Linked DNA regions of Mus musculus: region 2 is linked to region 1. Evidence: chromatin loops called from intact Hi-C (ENCODE). Cell type or tissue: gastrocnemius. All regions are shown on one strand. Each heading gives the region's core, and the rest is flanking DNA. Links, peaks and the distances in the headings are about the cores only.

Region 1 (9,847 bases), core at 3,193-8,192:
GCGCTGACTGGAAGGGACTTGTGGCACTGGTCAGGCCAGGTTTTTTGCTTCCCTAATGCTGTCTCAGGTCCTGCATGATTGGAATGGAACAGAAGTTGTGTTCCACTCACCAGAGGTCCTAAGATCGTGTGGAGAGTCCTCTAGGGACCTCGAGGTGTCCGCTGACTCCGAGTTCAAGGTGACCCGGTGCTGGTGCTGACTGGAAGGGCTTAGTTGTTCTTGTTAACACTGACTATATTGTCCTAAAATACGGCTAGAAGAGGCGATGACCTATTAGGCTACAAACCAGACAGGTTACAAAGGTCAAGTCATGGGAGACCTGTTTCTCCTAGACACTCCTTGAAGAGGAAGGGAGATGGATGGATGGTCAGGGTAGTTAGCTAGATACTGTGGTTTGGACAAATGTTAAACCTGTTGTAATATGGGAGCATGATAGACTCTTTAGAAGGTGCAGTCTAATGGAAGAAATACAGTTCATTAGAGGAAATGAGATTCCCTACTTCCTCCTCAGCAGGCTGCTGTGAACTGAGCCTCTTCCTCTGTCACAGTACAGTCATGATGTCACACTTTTCTGAGGACCCTGAAACAAGGGCCAGTGGATTATGAACTATAATTTCAAAACTGTGAGCCTAAGAAGCTGTTTATGTTGATCATCTCTGGCATTTTGTCATAGAAATAGAAAGCTAATACACAGATTCTCGTAGGAACACCTTTCTCTTAACTACAGTGTGGAAGTTCTTGTGAGTCAGAGAAGAAAACATGCTTTAACTCATAACCACAAAAAATCTCATGGCCCATCACTCTGTGTTTTTGTAGCAAAAGGACTTTTCTTCCAGCACCTATGACCTCCTCATATTCTGTACCCAGGAAGTAGATGTTGTAGCTGATGTTCTTTGTGACGATGGTTGAAGTAAATTATGTTATGGATGTCTTTTGCCTTACCACCAATATCTGCTTTTCCATGTCAACCTTTGGGCTTCCCCCTCCAGGTATTTTGAGTCTCTAATTGGCTGTGCTCTATCCTTTGAGACTTCAACACGATGTTTACTGTGTAATATATAATCACATTCCCTAGGACTTTGATTGGCTAATTTCTATTAGATAACATGTCTACACTTGACATAGTTACTTGTACCTTAGATATGATAACTTCCTTTCAGGCTTCGTTTAGCTAAGGCATTTCTCGAGAGCCAAAAGAACTAGTTAGGTGCTCTTACCAGCACCCACAGCAGCCTCCACTGCTCCTATCTCAGTCTTTAACCTGCTGCATAGCTGCAAACCTTTTGCAATTTTGTTATCTTATAAGCTTGACTTTGGGGTACAGATAGCAGAGAAGCAGTTCAGTCTCTTTGCCTTTGTCTATTTCTAGTGTTCAACATTGTATCTGGCAATAAGTAGGTGTTGACTGAGTGGATGGTAACATCAGTTACCAAGGATATTTGAAAAAGTAGTAGACAGGATGCCCTTAGCAGTTTTTTTTTTAACCAATGAGGGTTTTATCTGTTTGTTTGTTTTTTAATTTTTAAAAAGATTTATTTATTATATGTAAGTACACTGTAGCTGTCTTCAGACACACCAAAAGAGGGCATCAACTCTCATTACCGATGGTTGTGAGCCACCATGTGGTTTCTGGGATTTGAACTCAGGACCTCTGGAATAGCAGTCAGTGCTCTTAACCACAGAGCCATCTCTCCAGCCCACAGTTAAAAAATTTAACCTAAGCTTGTGTGGACTGAAATTCATTTATGCAGTATACTCATTAGCTTGCTTTGGTTGAAAAAAAAATCATTGATCTTACACAAAAGAGTGATTGTGTTTCACTTTTTTTTTTGCTTGCTCATTTTGAATGCCAAATATTCTTAATTCATTGGTAAAGTTCAGATACATGGAAAGAAAAAAATGTTTTAGATCAATCAATGTCATGGTTCCAAATGGAATAACAAGAGAGCAACCCTAAGACCATTGATATTATCACATTGCTGTATGGGTAATTAAAATCATGCTAAATTTAGAACCCAATAACTGCCATATAGGAAAAATAACCCACATGTTCAAAATATTATAATTATGTTTCAGTGGGCTTTTATACTGGAACTTGATAGATATAAACAGTTTATCCTTGCTGAAAACAGTGCATTCTGTTATCATCTGTCTCCACCAATGTGGGATGCATAATAAGAGATCATGGGGTGGATGGACGAGAAAAAGGACTTTTTTCATGTGCTTGGAGGCTTGGAGTCTATAACCAAGAGACAATAGTTCAGTGTTCAGCAAAAGCCCTTTCTCTGGCCTTGGGAATGTCACCCTTGTCTGCATCTTCACATGACCTTTCCTGGAAATGTGGTCCAAGGTGTTGAGCAGAGTGCTTGTGTCTCTTAATAACTAACATATCATATCAGGGTCCTACCTTAAGGCTTCATTGAAACTTATTTTCATACTCAAACTCAAGTCACGTGGCGGGGGAGGGCTTTAGTATATGCATTATGGGAGGAATCATGTTATAGTAACATAAAAACTGTGTGTGTGTGTGTGTGTGTGTGTGTGTGTGTGTGTGTGTATGCACGCCTGAGCCAGAGGTTAATGTTGGGTGTCTTTCCACAAGGTTTGTCACTGAACCCGCAGCTCATCCATTCAGCTAGGCTGGCTGGTCCATGGGCTTCCGGGATCTGTCTGTCTTCCTTCTCACCTCTCACCAGTGCTGGGGGCACAGGCACAGCCACCACATCTAGCTTTTGCATGCGTGCTGTGAATTTGAACTTGGATCCTCATGCTTTTGTGGCAAGCAAACACTTCACCTATTAGGCCATCTTCCCAGTCTCTAGAATAACCTCTTGGGAAATTCTACTCAAAACCAAAAGCTATTCTTTTGGGATCCGTAAGCCAAACTAGTACTGACCCATTTAAAAAAAAATGACATTTTTAAGTGTTCATCTAAGCACTTTTGTGCTGATGTCAAGGAAGTGGTTTTTCTAAAAAAAAAAAATGGAATAGTCAGTGAGTTAGTATTATCTTTATAGGAACTGATATCATCTGGCCGGCTTCCATATGGCTATTTCCTCTTGAAGGTTTAGCACAATCTTATTTAGACTTTTAGGCCTATCCCTGAACTCAGAAGCTGCCTAATCCAACCCTCCTTGGAAAAGTGAAGAAAGTCCATTGCTAAGACCCAAAGTTATTTGGATTCCTCGGCAAGACAGTGCTCCACAAATCTGACCATTGTTTTTGTTTCAGCCAAATTGTCGCTCCTTTTCCTGTACCATATATTCCTACTGTGTGAATTACGTGCCAGCTATATTTCAATGTTTAACCATTTCTCCTGACATGCCACCAAAGGGACTTCATTATTCCTCTCTCGCTTCTTCAGTATTTTTCCTAAGGCTTGTATTATACTTTACAAATTATGTTATAGTCAGTTTTAAAAGTTGTTTATGTATGTATGTATGTATGTATGTATGTATGTATGTATGTTTGTATGTCTGTATGTCTGTCTGTATGTATGCATGTGAAAACATGGTTTGAGTATGGAGGTCAAGGGAGTTAGTTCTCTCTATTATGTGAAGCTCAGGGATAGAACTCAGGTTGTCAGGCTCAGTGACAAGCACCCTTATCTGCTGAGCCACCTTGCTAGTTTTCATAATTAAGTTTTATGCTCATAGTCTCTACTACACTTGTAGCTTCTCTATAGTAAAGTGTAGAACACTTTTAATACAGCAGCTATCCTGCATTGGTAGTCACTTGTACTAGACCCGCATGATAGATTTAACTTTTTAGTGAACCAGTAATTTAGACTTATTTCAGAAGATCATGTGACCAGCTACGATCTTCTCACAGATTACACTTGAGTCTTAAAATGCTAGTTCCAGAAAGTCATCTTGGACAAAGCATTCACAGTCATGAGCCAGAGTGGCTACATACAATCCTGCCTAGATGCAAAGTCCATGTCCTCATCCACTGTTTGATACCCACATGGTTCAAATAGAGCATGTCAGAGGAAACTAGTTCATTTATCATTGGCTCAATTGATTCCCAACTCTTCAGCACCCAAAGTCAATTCTTCCTGGTTAAATACTGGCTTTCAAATGGAGCATGTGAGAGATGAGCATGGTCACGTTGTGGGATGCTTTATATAGTAGTCAGTGATGACCTAAACAGATTATAGGTCATGAAGCTCAACCCAGGACAATTGTTCCCTGAACTCTGGCACATTCTTATTGTGCTTCTGTACTTTATTGCTTTTGGCAGTTTCCTTATGGTGTAGCAAGAATTGTGAAATTCAGAATAAAGTTTTAAGACAGATGACTCTCATGTCATGAGTCGGATCCCCATTCTTTGTGTTTTCAGAATTTTCTTCTTTGACAATTACAATAATTGAGAGGTTAGCGAGAGATTTGTTGACTACTTAATGAAAGTCCAGACAGACGATAAATATCGGCACCTCCCAAAGCTGCATGAATATCTGGAGTTAATAATTAGACATTTTGTAACTTGTTGAAAATATTTTCAAGCAATTAGAAACATCCAATTAAAATATATAAATTCTGTTTGTGATGCACATTTCATAAGATACAGACACATTCTCACAAATCATGTATCTCATTTTATAATTCCCTTTAATTTTCAAAATGACATAAAATTGTATAATATCTTTAATGAGAGGAACCTTCTAGAACGTTTTAGGCAGAAACCTGAAGTGTTAGTCTTCCTGCAACATTTTTCTTAATAACAAATATTCTCACATTTACCTAAAATTCTTTTGGAACAAAGCTACTGATATCACAAGCCTTTGTCCATTCTAGACATATTTGGAAACAGACAACCTGAAGGATTTCATGGGCACTCTGACTGTGATCTGGAAATATCCATTTTGTTGCCTACAAATGGATGAAACTGCCAAGGTTCCAGTATATGACTTCTATGTAGAACAATGAATGGGGTGGCGATGTTTTTGGTATTCTTACTTAGAACCAAAAGTCCTTTGTTATTCCGGGTAAGTATTTTTTCTTTTCTTTCTGCTTACCAGACAAAGTATAAATTATTAATTATTACCATACAGATTATTAATAAATTGTTTTCTATATTTCTTGTACTATATATGTATATACATGCATATTGAAATATATTCATAAATGTTTATGTGGTACGTTCACAAATGTTTACGTGATGTGTATACACACACTCATATATATCAAAATATTCTTCCATTTTTGTCAGCTCTTCTTTCCCAAGTAACCCCACCAGAAAGCACATGATGACAATGTCCTAAAGATCAGAGCATGACACTGCTGTGAAGCCGGAGCCAAATGCATATGTTAACAAAGAGAAAGGAAGACAGAGAGACATGAAGGTGTTCCTCTCAGTCTAACCCAATCACTGAAGAACATCAAGTCCTTCTCATTTTCTTCACTTGAGCACTTCTGTCAAGTGTTACTAAAATTCATGGTGTGTGATCCCGACGAGCTTATGAATTTTCAAAGGTATTTGTTAACAAAACTATTTGAAACGTAAAAGCCTATTTTGTCATATAAAACCCAAACAGTTACAGATCATATTTTAAAACATTTCTTATTTTCATTCCTCTAGTCTTCATTACAAAGCTTGCCTCATAAGCTCACTGGGAACCCCTGGCAATTGCAATGGCTTGTTTTGTATTCTTAAACCACCACTATGGCTTTATGGGATAATGTTACACTCAGGCAATGCTACACAAACCTGGCAGAAGGGACTTAGTTCAAAGATGTGGGGCTAAAGTTATGAACTAAAGGCCCAGTTCTACTGACATTGCACACCTGCAGCTCTGCTCGCAGTCTGTGAACCTTGATTATCAGGAGAGAGTGAAGTGTGCTGGGAAGCACAGCTCCTGAGGAAGAAGCTTCAACCCGAGCCCCAGTGTTGACATCTGCTTGTAACAGCCTTGCTAAGGCAGGTGTTGGGACACCCAAGACTATTTCCAGTTATCCAAGGACTTTTGCAAAATTCTTCAAGGAATTTTCAAAATATACTTAGCTATTTATCAAAAACAAAAATTTTACATAACATTAAAAATGAATGTTGCCATGATTTGGGGGAGAGGAGTAGAGAGTGTAAATTTAAGTAATGAGACACTATTGTACTTTTGAATGAGTGAAGGAAAGGAAGAAGGCATTTCCTGAAACCATCCATCCATCCATCCAACCAACCAACCAACCAACCAACCAACCAACCAGCTAACCAACCAACGAACCAACCAACCAATCAAACCCAAGCTAAAGAGCAGTTGGATTCAATGAATGTTAACCAGTAAACAGTTTAGAGAATAGCAGCTCTTTGCAGCTTCATGGTCTGAAGGAGGAAAATGGCTTAATTTGCATCAGTCAACAAGGCAGAGACTCAACAGCAGTATGTAGCTTAAGTATGTCTCAGAAGTTGAGACAAAAACCGGAGACAGTGACTGCAATGCCACTTTATAGGCTGTAGAGCACTGGTTCCCAATCTTCCTAATGCTGTGACCCTTTCGCACAGTTACTCAGGATATGGTGATCCCCAACCATATAATTCTTCATAACTGTAATTTTGCTACTATTAGGAATTGTAATATAAATATCTTTGGAGATAAATGTTTGCCAAAGGGGTTACAATCCATAGGTTGAGAACCACCAGTTTAGAGGCTGAACAGGAAAAAGCCTGTGGCTTTCTAGATGCTGTCTAGTTAAACTGGAGACCCACAGTACCACAAAGTCTAGTTTAGGGAAAATTTTCTTAGTGGGGGACAAGAGTGTGAAATTAGCATACTCGACATGGTACAGTTAACCTCTGGACAGGCTATAACATATGGTGTCAGATTTAGCTGTTTAATGATGTCAGGGATGAGCCAGGAATTCCAGGTGAATTCTTTTATTTTTATTAGATATTTTCTTTATTTACATTTAAAATGCTATCCCAAAAGTTCCCTATACCCTCCCTCTGCCCTGCTCCCCTACCCACCTACTCCCACTTCTTGGCCCTGGCATTCCCCTGTTCTGGGGCATATAAAGTTTGCAAGACCAAGGGGCCTGTCTTCCCAATGATGGCTAACTAGGCCATCTTCTGCTACATATGAAGCTAGAGACATGAGCTCTAGGGGACACTGGTAAGTTCATATTGTTGTTCCACCTATAGGGTTGCAGACCCCTTTAGCACCTTGGGTACTTTTTCTAGCTTCTCCATTGGGGGCCCTGTGCTCCATCTTATAGATGACTGTGAGAATCCACTTCTGTATTTGCCAGGCACTGGCATAGCCTCACTCAAGATAGCTATATCAGGGTCCTTTCAGCAAAATCTTGCTGGCGTATGTAATAGTATCTGGGTTTGCTGGCTGATTATGGGATGGATCCCGGGTAGGGTAGTCTGTTCACCTCGGTTATTAGCTTACATCCTTTCCACTTCTGAGTATGGACATATATTGTTAATAATATGAGATTAAATTATCTGTCCCCCAATATTGCTGCCTAATTATCAAATGGATGTTAACAGAGTTATGGGAACTAAGATATCAACAGGAAGAAGAAAAAGACACTTGCACAGTGCTGAGAACAAAACTCACACTTACCCTAATGTCTGCCTCCACATCTGTATGATTTGGCTGTTACTCTGTGGACCACCACACGGATCCCATTCCATTGCTAAAGCATTCTATGGTCTTTCCTGTCTCCTGTCTTTGCCCTGGATATTTTTCTGTCTGAAATTCTCTTCTCTTGGCTCTTTTCATCCATGAAGTTGGCTTCTCATCAGATAAGCATTCCAAGGTCCCAGAGAGGCCTTTGTAAATTGTCCTATCATACGCTTAGCTAGCTCATGTCTACTTTCTCCAGTAGGTACTTCTGTTTTTCTCTTTTCATGAGGCCTGGTGTCCTTTATTCAGCACTATGCAAACCAGTCCCACACTACTCAAGGCATGGGATTAGTGTTGGACTCAACCATGATGGTAAACCTGTACATTTATGTAGAACCTAAACATCAACCAGACCATCTTATAGTCAATTCTAAGTCCTAATTTTGTTAAAATCTACAATGACAACCCACACAGCTAACCTGCAACTTGATGTTTTCCTTAGAGTTTCTTTGTAGTTAGGGGATTTGCTGCTTGGAATACTTGCTCCCTGAGGGCAGTGCCCTTGTTTCCTGACTGCTTCTGCACTGTGTTCTCTAAGCAAGTGCTGTAAGAACTCAGCCTGTCATCCACAAAAGGAATGCTAAGCATTTACATTTAGTCTTCGGACTTCTTGCGAACCTTGAAGCTACCTAGTATACAATTACCCCTACTTGACGGATTAATGCGCTGACACTCAGGTAATTAATTCTCCCCAGATCATAAAACTGAAGTAGAAATTGACCCTAGCTCTTCTTCTGAAAAAACATCCCTCTTTCTATTATACTAAAAGCCCGGGAGAGGTGAGGAGTAAATTAATGCGAATTCTTTTGCTATGATACTGAATCTAAGGTCATTGGTTAAAGTATTTTCACATGCTCTCTCCACGAAACAAAAATAAAATAGCAAACCAAACAAACACCAGCAAATACTAAAACACCATGAGAAAGACTCTTAGACCTTTGTTTTCCAATAGTCTCTTGCAGAACCATCTCTGTCTAGCCTGCCAAGCGAACTCAAACATTTCTCAATATTCGGCGATTGCAACATGGGTTTTGCTTGGAACCCTTCACAATTGGCAGCAGAACTACAACTTGAACAGTCAAGAACAAGGCTGCGTGCATGTGTGGCTTTGCTTTACTTGGCTGAAGACAATCAGGTACAAAGGTGTATCCTTCCTTAACCCTTTCTGGGCACCAGGAAGCTCTTTCAAAATGGAAGGGAATTCCTGCAGTAGTGTCTTTGCTCCTCATAACTTGAGAGTTATAGGGAGGTATGCCCGATGTGCATATATACTCGTGGATGTGCGGTTGTGTGTATTTTGACATCTCTGCTCCCATCCTTGTCTTTTGCTCCCGTAACTCTCAGTCAGGATCTTGGGCAATTTCCTGTTAAACTTAGCTTCAGAGGAAAGAGCCAAAAGCATGAGAAGAAGAAAGAATCAAAACTTTTGGAAGAGCAAGCAGTGCTCAACCCTCGAGACACAGCTCCTGCCCCCACAAGAGAAGAGAGAGAACAGACAATAATATCAAAGTTTCTGTCCTGGCTTCCTGGATGACATGCCAACATCTGCCAGAAGTCAGTGTGCTAACCTCCTCTTCGGATTGACTTCCCTATGCTGTTCTTCTATCTCAGTCAAACGGTTGCTCTCAGCTTCCATTTGTACAATGCTACTTCTAAACCTTTTGTGTTGTAGCCCCGAGGACTGGCACAGAAATCTCTGTGCTTGTGTAGAATCCTCTTTGGATTAGAGACAGGTGACTTTTAAAATTGTCAGATGCTATTTAGGCTTCTTTGAAAAGTTTTCAAGAATGAACCAAAATCTGTTATTTCTCCACTCTAAGTTTATGTAGACAACTCACATATTAAGAAAAATCCCCCTCATATTTCTAATTCATGTTCTTTTATCTAATTCCCACTCATTTATACTTTATCTTGTCAAAAGACTAATTATCATCTGAGACTCTTTCAGTTTCCTAAATAAGACTTGCCAAATTCCCCATGTTCAAGATGCATCTCATATTTTCTCTAGCATTAAACTCTTGCCACATTTGGATGCACACACTAAATCTGTGTTCAGACACTTTCAATATTTTCTTCAACTGGGACAAATGTCTTCCTGTTCCAATAATGAGTTTGTATTGATTCAATCTGCATTCCATTTCATATAATCCTTAGCAAACTAATCCCCATGTCAATTTCCATTTCACAACTCCAGTCCTCTTACTACTCCTTACAGAGATC
Region 2 (9,847 bases), core at 2,118-7,117, 280 kb before region 1:
CTAGTCTCGAAGAGACTTGAAGTGCCAGAGTAGGGGAATATCTAGGCAGGCCCCCACCAGCTCAGAGAAGATTGGGGGGTGGGGGGCGGAGGGTTGGGAGGGGGTGTGACCAAGAGGAGGGCAGTGAGCGGGATGTAAAGTGACTAAGTAAAAAGTAAATTTTAAAAAACATGAAGAAAAAGAAAGAAAGAAAGAAAAATTAGAATCCAAATATGACTCTGATCTAAAACACAACACTGAGAAATCTTTGCTTTTCGTGGAGAATCCGGAGATTCTGTAGGTCACAAAACATCGTTGGGGTTTGTAATAAATAAATAAATCTCGACACTCCTAGAGATTAGGAGAGCTAAGTTCAAGGCTTCCCCAGATGTTGGCCTGTTTCAGCCAGCAAAATTTCAAATACCTGTTAATCAGGAAAGCTTTAGCTTTCCATTGAGTCGCTAGATGGCGCTAAACCCGCTTGCGGAGAACCCCCAGGAAGCCGTCAGGGTGGGACAATCAAAGGCTGTCAAACAAGTTTCCTATTTGGTTCTATTTTAAATGTTCCTACTCGGATAAAGACACAGATGAATTAAAAATGCCACGGGTGCACACTTAAACCTAATTGAATGTAATAAGAACAGAACAGAGCTGGATAAGTGACAGGCAGCCCAGCGACTCTGGTCAACCTTTGTCAGGACGAAACCCAATCTCCAAACTCTAGAAGCTCCAGGGACAAAACAGGAAGCAAACACATTGTGGCCTTTCTTGGCAGATAAAGCCCTGACATTTGTAATATTTGTGTAGCGACAATGGGGCCTGGGTAATAAAGGCTCGCGGAGGAGACGGTCTCCAAGCACGGAAATGCAAGAGGATAATAGAGAATTAACTAAAGGGAATACAAAGGCTAAGAACACATGGACTCGCACGGTGTCAGATCATACGGGAGGGAACCGAGGATTTCAGAACAGCAAACCCAGGGGAGCAGAAAGTGAACCTTTGAGCAGAAGCCAGAGAATCTGAGCCGGGAGGAGACTCAGACAGAAACAGACCTGAGCCTGAAGATGAACTACCTTGCCCAAATCCACTCGGGTAATTAGTGGCAGCCACGTGAGGAACCCTCGCTGCGGCTAACTGGTGTCTTTTTTTTTTTTTTTTCCATTAGGCGCGCGTGTCTAGCTGAAAACCTTTCGCAGAGACTCATGAAATGCATGCAGAAGCCGCCCCTTGCCTCCTCTCTCCTCTGCACACACGTGTCCGTGTGCACACACATCCACCATCATAACAATACAGGAAATTGAAGGAAGCCGTTGGAAACCTCGGCGGTGCCTGGTCACTGCTGCCCCAGATAACATATCAAAGGGCAGCCTGGAACCGAGCCCTGCCGCGGGCCTTCACAGAGGAAGCCTGACTCCAGCTGTTGGCCCCTATTTAACACATCTGCCCCATATTCACAAAGAATGCCAGGATACAACCACAAAGGAGTAAAAAGGCTAACCAGTGATCTTTTCCTAAGGAAGAGGACCGAATCCAAGAAGTTTAAAGGGAGGCCTGTTGACCGTGCAGGAAATTTGGTAACTGTGACATCACTGTCTTAGCCAGCCCAGGGAAACAGCCTTTTATGGCAGTCGTTTGAATTAACTCCGCTCAGAGCCCCATTCAATATCGACTGCTCTTAATATTTTGAATTATCATCTAATACATTTTGAAGGGACCTCTCCTAGTAGCTACCCCTACATAATAAGCCTTGGGATAGGACAAGGTGGTGTGGCCTGTTTTGAGTTTCTTACATGAAAATGGAGTGGGTTAGCTATTGCCTCACAGAATATCTCCTTTTCAGTGAGGAAATTAAGAGTCTGTGGTTTATGGCATAGGGGACCCATAAACTAGCTGTTCTCAGCCTGTGGGTCACATATTATATATCCTGTATATCAGATATCTATATTAACATTCATAGCAATAGCAAAATTATGGTTATGGAGTAGCAATAAAAATAATTTTAAGGTTGGGGTCACCACAACATGAGGGACTGTATTAAAAGGGTCACAGCATTAGGAAAGCAAAGGATCATTTCTGTAAGTAAGCCTTAAGCTATTCCCACCCCAATCCCCCCACCCCCACTCCCCTATCCCCCATTTAATGTTCACTTTGTCTCAATGGCAGGGGCTTGGTCTCAAGAGAAGAAGAAAAAAAGAACCTGGTGCCTCATTTGCATTCAGGTCTTTTGAGACACACATACATTACCATCTCAGAACCCACTGTATTCTTAAAAGGTGAAAATTACAAACCAGGCCTAGAGACCCAGCCAGCCCTTGAGGGGACGAGACAGGAGGCTCGAGAGTTCAAGTTGTCTTCTGCTACGTGGAAAGTTCAAAGTCAGCTAGGTCACTTGAGACCTTGTTTCTTTAAACAAAGACAACAAAAATATCTAGACATTTCACAGACATTTCTAAGGTAGATTATTAATAAAGCAGTCCATTGCCTTTTATGGGGAAAGATACATTCCATTCCAAGACCCTAAAGAGTGCTTAAAACTTCAGATAAGGCCGGGCGTGGTGGCGCGCGCCTTTAATCCCAGCACTCGGGAGGCAGAGGCAGGCGGATTTCTGAGTTCGAGGCCAGCCTGGTCTACAAAGTGAGGTCCAGGACAGCCAGGGCTATACAGAGAAACCCTGTCTCGAAAAACCAAAAAAAAAAAAAAAACTTCAGATAATACAATTTTGTGCATTTTTAAATTTTTATTTATTTGTTTATTTATTTTAGTTTTGCAAAACAGAATTTGTTTAACCTGGCTATCTGAAACTTACTCTATAGACCAGACTGGCTTTGAACTCAGAGATCTGCCGGCCTTTGGAGTACTGGGATGGATAAAGGTGTGCGCCACCACAGCCCGACCCTTTTGTTTTTCCTAAGCATACACTTTTGAACTGAAATTAAAGGCTAAAAGTGAGTTTCTTATTTCAGATGTATCAGAGAGAGAGAGAAAAAAAAAACCTACCAAAGTATTGTATTCATAATAAAGTATTGGATCCTAGCCATGAATGACTTAATAACTTTTGGAAAACATTGGTCAAGCTACATATGCTTTTTAAATTAAAATATATTTTACTAAATGTCCCATTAGCTTTTCCTGGGGAGATGTGAACAAATGTCTATTCACCACAGAAAAGGTACCAATGACCAAAAAAACAATTCCATCCAGGTCTAGTGAGGTAAACCAATGGGCTTAATAGAGATGACTTATAAAAATATAGATGAGGGGACCCTCCAGGAGTGGTTCTCAACCTGTGCTTACAACCCCTTTGGGATCACATATTGGCTATGTATATAACAGTTTGTAATAGCAGCAGGATGACAGTTATGAAGTAGCATTGGAAATGTTATGTTTGGGGTCACCACAACACGAGGCACTGTATTAAAGGGCCACAGCGTTGGGAAGGTTGAGAACCACTGTCCTGCAGCATAGATGATACCCGCCAGAGAGAGTTTTTTTCTCCCCATTACTGTTAATTGTCTAGACACCCTCCAGGAGCCATGACTCTCCTATGTCTTGTGCCATCTCCTGTGGGCTTTTGAGCTACCAGTTTTCTCCTCATGTGCTACCTCATGGACCTCCCTCCCTTCATGGGAGAATGTCAGTGGCAGGACCCATCGTGTGAGGATCCCATCTTAGCAACCATGGCTGCTCTGGTTCCAAGACTGCATTGTCTGCATCAGGTCTGGAGTATAACATCTCACGTTGTGTGAGAAGCCCACACTCATTAATGTCACCAAGAATCCCATGAGGATAGTCTGGATCACTTGTGGGATATGGCTTTTGTGTGTGTGTGTGTGTGTGTGTGTGTGTGTGTGTGTGTGTGTGCACTTTGTGCAGGAACACATGAGTGTAGGTACCTAGAGAGGCCCCTAGATCTCTTATGAACGAGTCACCTAATGTGGTTGTTTGGAGTCAAACTACTCTGAACAGCTGAGCCCCTGATCACTTGAGGCCCAAGTTTTCTATACCTCAAAAGTTCTCCCCAGTTCAAATTTAATCTTTGTCTACCAATTCTACCTGGCCTTAAGTTGGGGTGACAAGCTCACTTTTCTCCTGGGAGAAATTGGCGGTGGAACATCTAAGTCTCAGTAGCTAAAGATTCTTCCCTCCTCAAAAAGTTGCCGACCCATAAAAACCAAACAGTAGCTCTCTTGACACAAAACTCAAGGCAAGTGTTTTCCTCATTGAAAACAAGCATGCCTTTCTGTCCAACAGGAATGTTTGCTGTGGAGTTGCCCTGTGGTCACATGGAATATCAATTAAACATGTACTCAAAAGTGGGGATTTAATAAAACAATTTTTTTATTTGTTTGTTTGTTTGTTTTTCAAGACAGGGTTTCTCTGTTATGTTCATGGCTGTCCTGGAATTCACTCTGTAGCCCAAGCTGGCCTCAAACTCACAGAGATCCCCCTACCTCTGCCTCCCTAGTGCTGGGATCAAAGGTGTGCACCACCACCACACACTTTAGTAAAGAGCTTTTTAATTGCATTATTTTATTGTGTGTAGAGAGACACGTACATGGAGGTCAAAGGACAACTTGTGTAGTCCATATTCTCCATCTACCATGTGAGTCCTAGGAATTGAAATCCGGCCATCCTACTTGGCAGCAAGTACCCTTATGCACTGAGCCGTTTCACTGGCCCTGTGGATTCATTTTAGTTAACAAAGGTTTTCCTCCACGTTTGTTCATTGTGCGCATGCGCATTAGTCAGGCGCCCATGACTGAGTGTGCATGACTGTGGAGGCCAGAGGACAGCCTCAGGCACCTTTTCTCGAGTACTATTCACCTTGATTTTGGAGAACAGTCCCACTTCTGCTGGAACAGCGGCTTAGATTAGCAGAACAAATGCATGCTGGGAGTTCCTGGCAAGCTTGCCAGAGGATGCTTCCTTCTTTGGTTGTCCAGAGCCAAAGGAAATTGACCACAATGTACACAGCCTCAGCCTCTTCCTACAGAGTGTTATCAGTGCTTGCTACCCTCTACTGAGGCCTGGATGGGCAGTTACAAAACAGAAGAGGTTTTTGCCTGAAAATAATCGGGCAGATATATGTAATAGAAGTTAGGCACGGGCTAATCTCTCACCCGTTTATTTCTCTTCTCTGTGCGTTTTATGATACTGGGAAGATATTTGAACAGTGAGGGTTTGAGCCTCAAAGGTCTGCCTTGTGCTCATTCACGCCTGTGAATTTAACCAGATGGCGTTAATGGACCTTTCTGATTGCAGGCCCGTTTCCTTCTCCTACACCTACCACCAAGCCTCGGGCGGGCGGCAGATTGCCTTCTCCACACCCTCAGTACTGCAGTCACGAGTTTATCCCTGTCTAACCTTTCCCAAGTGGCCTTTAGGTATCAAATTCTCCCCAGATTCCTCTCACCACCATTCCTGACCTCTCACTGCTGCATGCTCTGCCTGTGGCTGGTGGAAGATAGAGGGAAGGAGAGAGGTGGCGTTCTTTGTGTGGGAAGTGCTGTTGCTCCTGTGGTAACATATAGAGCATGATGCTGGTGGGACTCTGTCTATCCCTCCTGCTAGGGGTGTAACAAGGCCACTCGTAGAGTACACTACCATATTTCACTTGGACAAGGATTCACCTAACACATGCATCTAGACCAAACCTAACAAATATAATAAGTTCAGCAATAACAGAACACACTTACACACACACACATCACTTACTACCACTTGCTCAACAAATGTTCTCTGGCTGGATGTACCGGTGCATGCCTTTGATACCGGCCGGCACTCAGGAGGCAGAGGTAGGTGGGTGTCTGTGAGTTCTAGGCCAGCTGGATGTACACAGAGAATTCCAGGACATCCAAAGCTACATACAGAAGACTCTGTCTCAGAAAAGAAGAGGAGAGGAGAGGAGAGGAGAGGAGAGGAGAGGAGAGGAGAGGAGAGGAGAGGAGAGGAGAGGAGAGGAGAGGAGAGGAGAGGAGAGGAGAGGTTAATTTCTGGCTTGTTTTCATTCTCTCTTTACCTCAGCAAGATGCAGTTGTTCTTCAGGGAAGAGGAAATGTCCTTAGCAGCAAGATGCCCTTTTCCAAGCTAATTGTTTGTTTGTTTGTTTACATTCTGGTTGTTTTATTTTGTTTGAGATTTAGTCTCTGTATGTAGCCCAAGCTGGCCCCAAACTCAGTATCTTCCTGCCTCAGCACCTTGAGTATAGGGGATTATAGTCACACACCACTATGCCAGGCCATTTCCCCCTTCAGCACCAGGGATTGAATCTATGGTCTTGCTCTCGCGGGGGAATGCTCTGTCTAAGGCACACCCACAGCCCTGCTGGTATTGGCTTTTGAGGCTGGTCTTTTTCTTCAGGCTGAGTGGCCATTGCCCCCAGCCTTCACTTGCCTTTCCCGAGGTGCCCTCTCTTTACTTCCTCTTCTCTGCCTCACTGAAGCTCCGTGGTGTCTTCATAGACTTCACTTGCTCCCTCTGGAGGTAATTCCTCTAACCCCAGCAGGTCTCATTGCAAGGATGTGCTGCCATGGTTTTCTCCCAGGGAAGAGTTTACCCTTTCTTAAGAAGATTCCCAGTGACCAACCGATGTTTGTCTCCTCAACAGTTCACCCTGGGAAACACTGGATTTATTAGGCTTACTCAAAGATCTCGCGTGATCCTTAGCAGATGTGCGGGTGATCCTAATGCAGGAACCCTGGAAGGGCTGTATCCTGATGGATGATGGCTCCCCTCAATGGCTGCATAGATAAAGTCTTATTCCCTCATCTTCTCCAGCTCAGAAATGTAGTACAACCACCTTACACTTACCCCCAACCAGCTTACAAATAAAGGAGACTCAGACTATGGTTATTTTATTTGGCTCTGACAACTATTGGGGGGTCATCTGGAGTCTACTCTTCTAACTGCTGGTCTGGCTACCTCCCCAGCGGTGTACCCCAAATACTTGCTGTTTCTCCTGGCCAGGTGCTCATGGTCCACCTCCCCTCATTACGGCTTGCTCCTCTCCTCCCTCTCTTTCTCCTTGTCTGCTTCCCCCAACCAGGTCACTCCAAACCCACCTACCTCTAATCCCTCCTCCGGTAACTGGTTGTAGCCATTTTTATTTGGCCAATAGTTTTAAATCAAGGAACAAGGTTTGCACAACAGAGGCTTGTAAACAGAAGTCATTCCTAGGTCTAGATCTTCCGGGTTAGAACTTAACATCACAATACAGAGCAACAGATCGAACCTCAGCATGTGCACTCCAGGATCCGGCTCAGACCTTGAAGTTGAATCTGATTAGGGAACAACGGCATACAAAGGGGAGCGAGCAGTGACCTTCTGAGGGTCTACTGATGCTTCCCATCCTCTCATTCGCTGAGGGGATGCCAAGTTTGCCTCATCCCAATGGATCCTTTCAGGTAGACACCGCTGATCTCATAGAGATGGTCCTGCTTTGGATGGGAGAATAGTAGTACCTTACAACAGACTGCTAGAAAAATCTCCTTTCAAAGTCTACAGTGTCATCTCTGTGTGACAGGGAGCTGCACCCATGGAACCCCGACATGGTGGCTTCCTGAACAAAACCTACACGGCACGAGTTAATGTGGATGGGCAAATCTCGAAAGGACCCTCTACTAGATGAAGAACTACAGGCAACTAATGGTTGCCAAGAAAGGGAGAGTTAGACCTCTTTAAGAACAAGTCCTCAAGGAGTCACCTTTAAACACATACAAAGGGCCGGGCATGGTGGCACATGCCTTTAATCCCAGCACTCAGAAGGCAGAGGCAGACAGATTTCTGAGTTCGAGGCCAGCCTGGTCTACAAATCGAGTTCCAGGACATCCAGGGCTATACAGAGAAACCCTGCCTTGAAAAACAAACACAAAACAAAACAAAAAACACATACAAAGGGACTTAGCAGGTTGTATGTATATTTGTGTACATATTTATATGTAAGTAATATTAACGATAATAACAAGGTCATGAATTTGAGAGGGAAGAAGAACTTGGGAGGAGTTGGAAGGAGCGAAGGGGGAGAGGAAATGGTATACATACAGTACTGGTAAATAAAATTCTCAACTAAAAACTTCTAAAATTGCTGGATAATGTACACACATTCCTTTAATCTCAGCACTTGGGAAGCAGAGGCACCTGTGTTCTGTGATTTCTAGGCTAGCCTGGGCTACAGAGGGAGTTCCAGGACAACCCAAGCTACAAGAGAAACCCTGTCTCCGAGCGAGAAAGAAAAACCTCTTTAAGAATTAAAAACAAAATCAAGTCCACTATGCCAGTTTCTTAGTATCCCTATCAGTGGTGAGCGCTGGCGATGACAGAGGAGGGAAGATGCTCTTTATCTTTAAGAAGAAGAAACAGGACTTTATCTTTATCTCAGAAAAACCAGGACTTCCCCTCTGCTACCTCCGTGCCAGTCACCTAACTGTTTAAACATGGATGTATCATCCCTAATGGACCTAGTGGTAGGTGAAGAAGGAAATGGGCCTGCAATCAGAAAGGCCCATTAACACCATCTGGTTAAAGTCACAGGCGTGAATGAGAACAAGGAAGATCTATGTGGCTCAAACCCTCACTGTTCAAATATTTTCCTTCCATTTCCCCAGTATCATAAAACTCACAGAGAAGAGAAATAGAGAGGCATAAGATATTAGCCCGTGTATAACTTCTATTGCATGGAATCAGCCCGGTTATTTTTAGACAAAACGCCTTCTGTTTTGTAACTGTCCATTCAGGCCTCAGTAGAGGGTAGCCAACAAGCAAGATAGGTAGGAAGAGGCTGAGGCTGTGTGTTGTGGTCAATTCCCTTTGGCTTTGGACAACCAAAGAAGGAAGCATCCGGCAAGCCTGCCTGGGGACTCCCAGCATGCACTTGCACTGTGTATTTAGGCTGCTGCTCCAGCAGAAGCAGGAGTCCTTAGCTAAACCAGAATCGACGCACGAGTGCTTGTGAGGCTCAATGAGACTTGACAACTCTCAGTGACACAGAGGGGACAGCATGTGGGTCATTTGAGGGATACATGCCTAGGTCTCTCCCTCTGTAAATGGGGCATTGAGGAAGACAGGGGACAGCAAATACAAAGAATTTCATTGCTTTTGTTTGGTTTTTTGAGGCAGCTCAGGCTGCCCTTGAACTACAATCCTTCTGCCTCCATGTTCAAGAGCTCCTACATGTAGTTGTCTGACCTCCACATAGCAGGGGTGTCTTAGTCAGGGTTTCTATTCCTGCACAAACATCATGACCAAGAAGCAAGTTGGGGAGGAAAGGGTTTATTCAGCTTACACTTCCATACTGCTGTTCATCACCAAGGAAGTCAGGACTGGAACTCAAGCAGGTCAGGAAGCAGGAGCTGATGCAGAGGCCATGGAGGGATGTTCCTTAATGGCTTGCTTCCCCTGGCTTGCTCAGCCTGCTCTCTTATAGAACCAAGACTACCAGCCCAGGGATGGCACCACCCACAAGGGGACCTCTCCCCTTGATCACTAATTGAGACAATGCCTTACAGTTGGATCTCATGGAGGCATTTCCTCAACTGAAGCTCTTTTCTTTGTGATAACTCCAGCTGTATCAAGTTGACACACAAAACCAGCCAGTACAATGCTGTGTAGATATGCGCATACCCTGGTTAAAAGTAGGTTGCAAAAAAAATGTATGCCTACAATTTTCAAGCAGATCTAGTCCATTTAAAGACCCTTAACCAAGTTATGATTCCTCAGCTCTGAGCTTGTTATCACCAATGGTGCGGGTTTCCTTCAAACATCTCCATAAGCAGACATTAGGTCAACACCTGGTTCAGTTCTCAGAGATGGATCCACCTTTACCTTCTCTTTCATCCACCATGAGGATTTTATACAAAAGGACGCAAGCTT

What was found. Hi-C counts contacts between places; a loop is a spot of excess contacts. Peaks named below come from ENCODE experiments on the same cell type or tissue, not always from the same donor. Only the 100,000 strongest peaks of a DNase experiment are listed, where the experiment ranks them.
Region 2: a loop joins it to region 1, with 4 times the contacts of the local background. A loop is called at or near these places in 2 of 42 quality-filtered maps.

What each region holds. Positions count from the first base shown.
Region 1 is chr8:36,812,078-36,821,924 of GRCm38, forward strand. The region is part of intron 4 of Dlc1 (deleted in liver cancer 1); the gene reads right to left. Among named protein-coding and RNA genes, the nearest start is that of Dlc1, 140 kb to the right of the region's middle. In gastrocnemius, for the core only: no CTCF peak of the experiment used is centred there; no DNase peak of the experiment used is centred there; H3K27ac peaks cover 731 bases.
Region 2 is chr8:36,532,258-36,542,104 of GRCm38, forward strand. No RefSeq gene overlaps it. Among named protein-coding and RNA genes, the nearest start is that of Trmt9b, 79 kb to the left of the region's middle. In gastrocnemius, for the core only: no CTCF peak of the experiment used is centred there; DNase peaks (open chromatin) are centred at 4,648, 4,856 and 5,280; H3K27ac peaks cover 1,721 bases.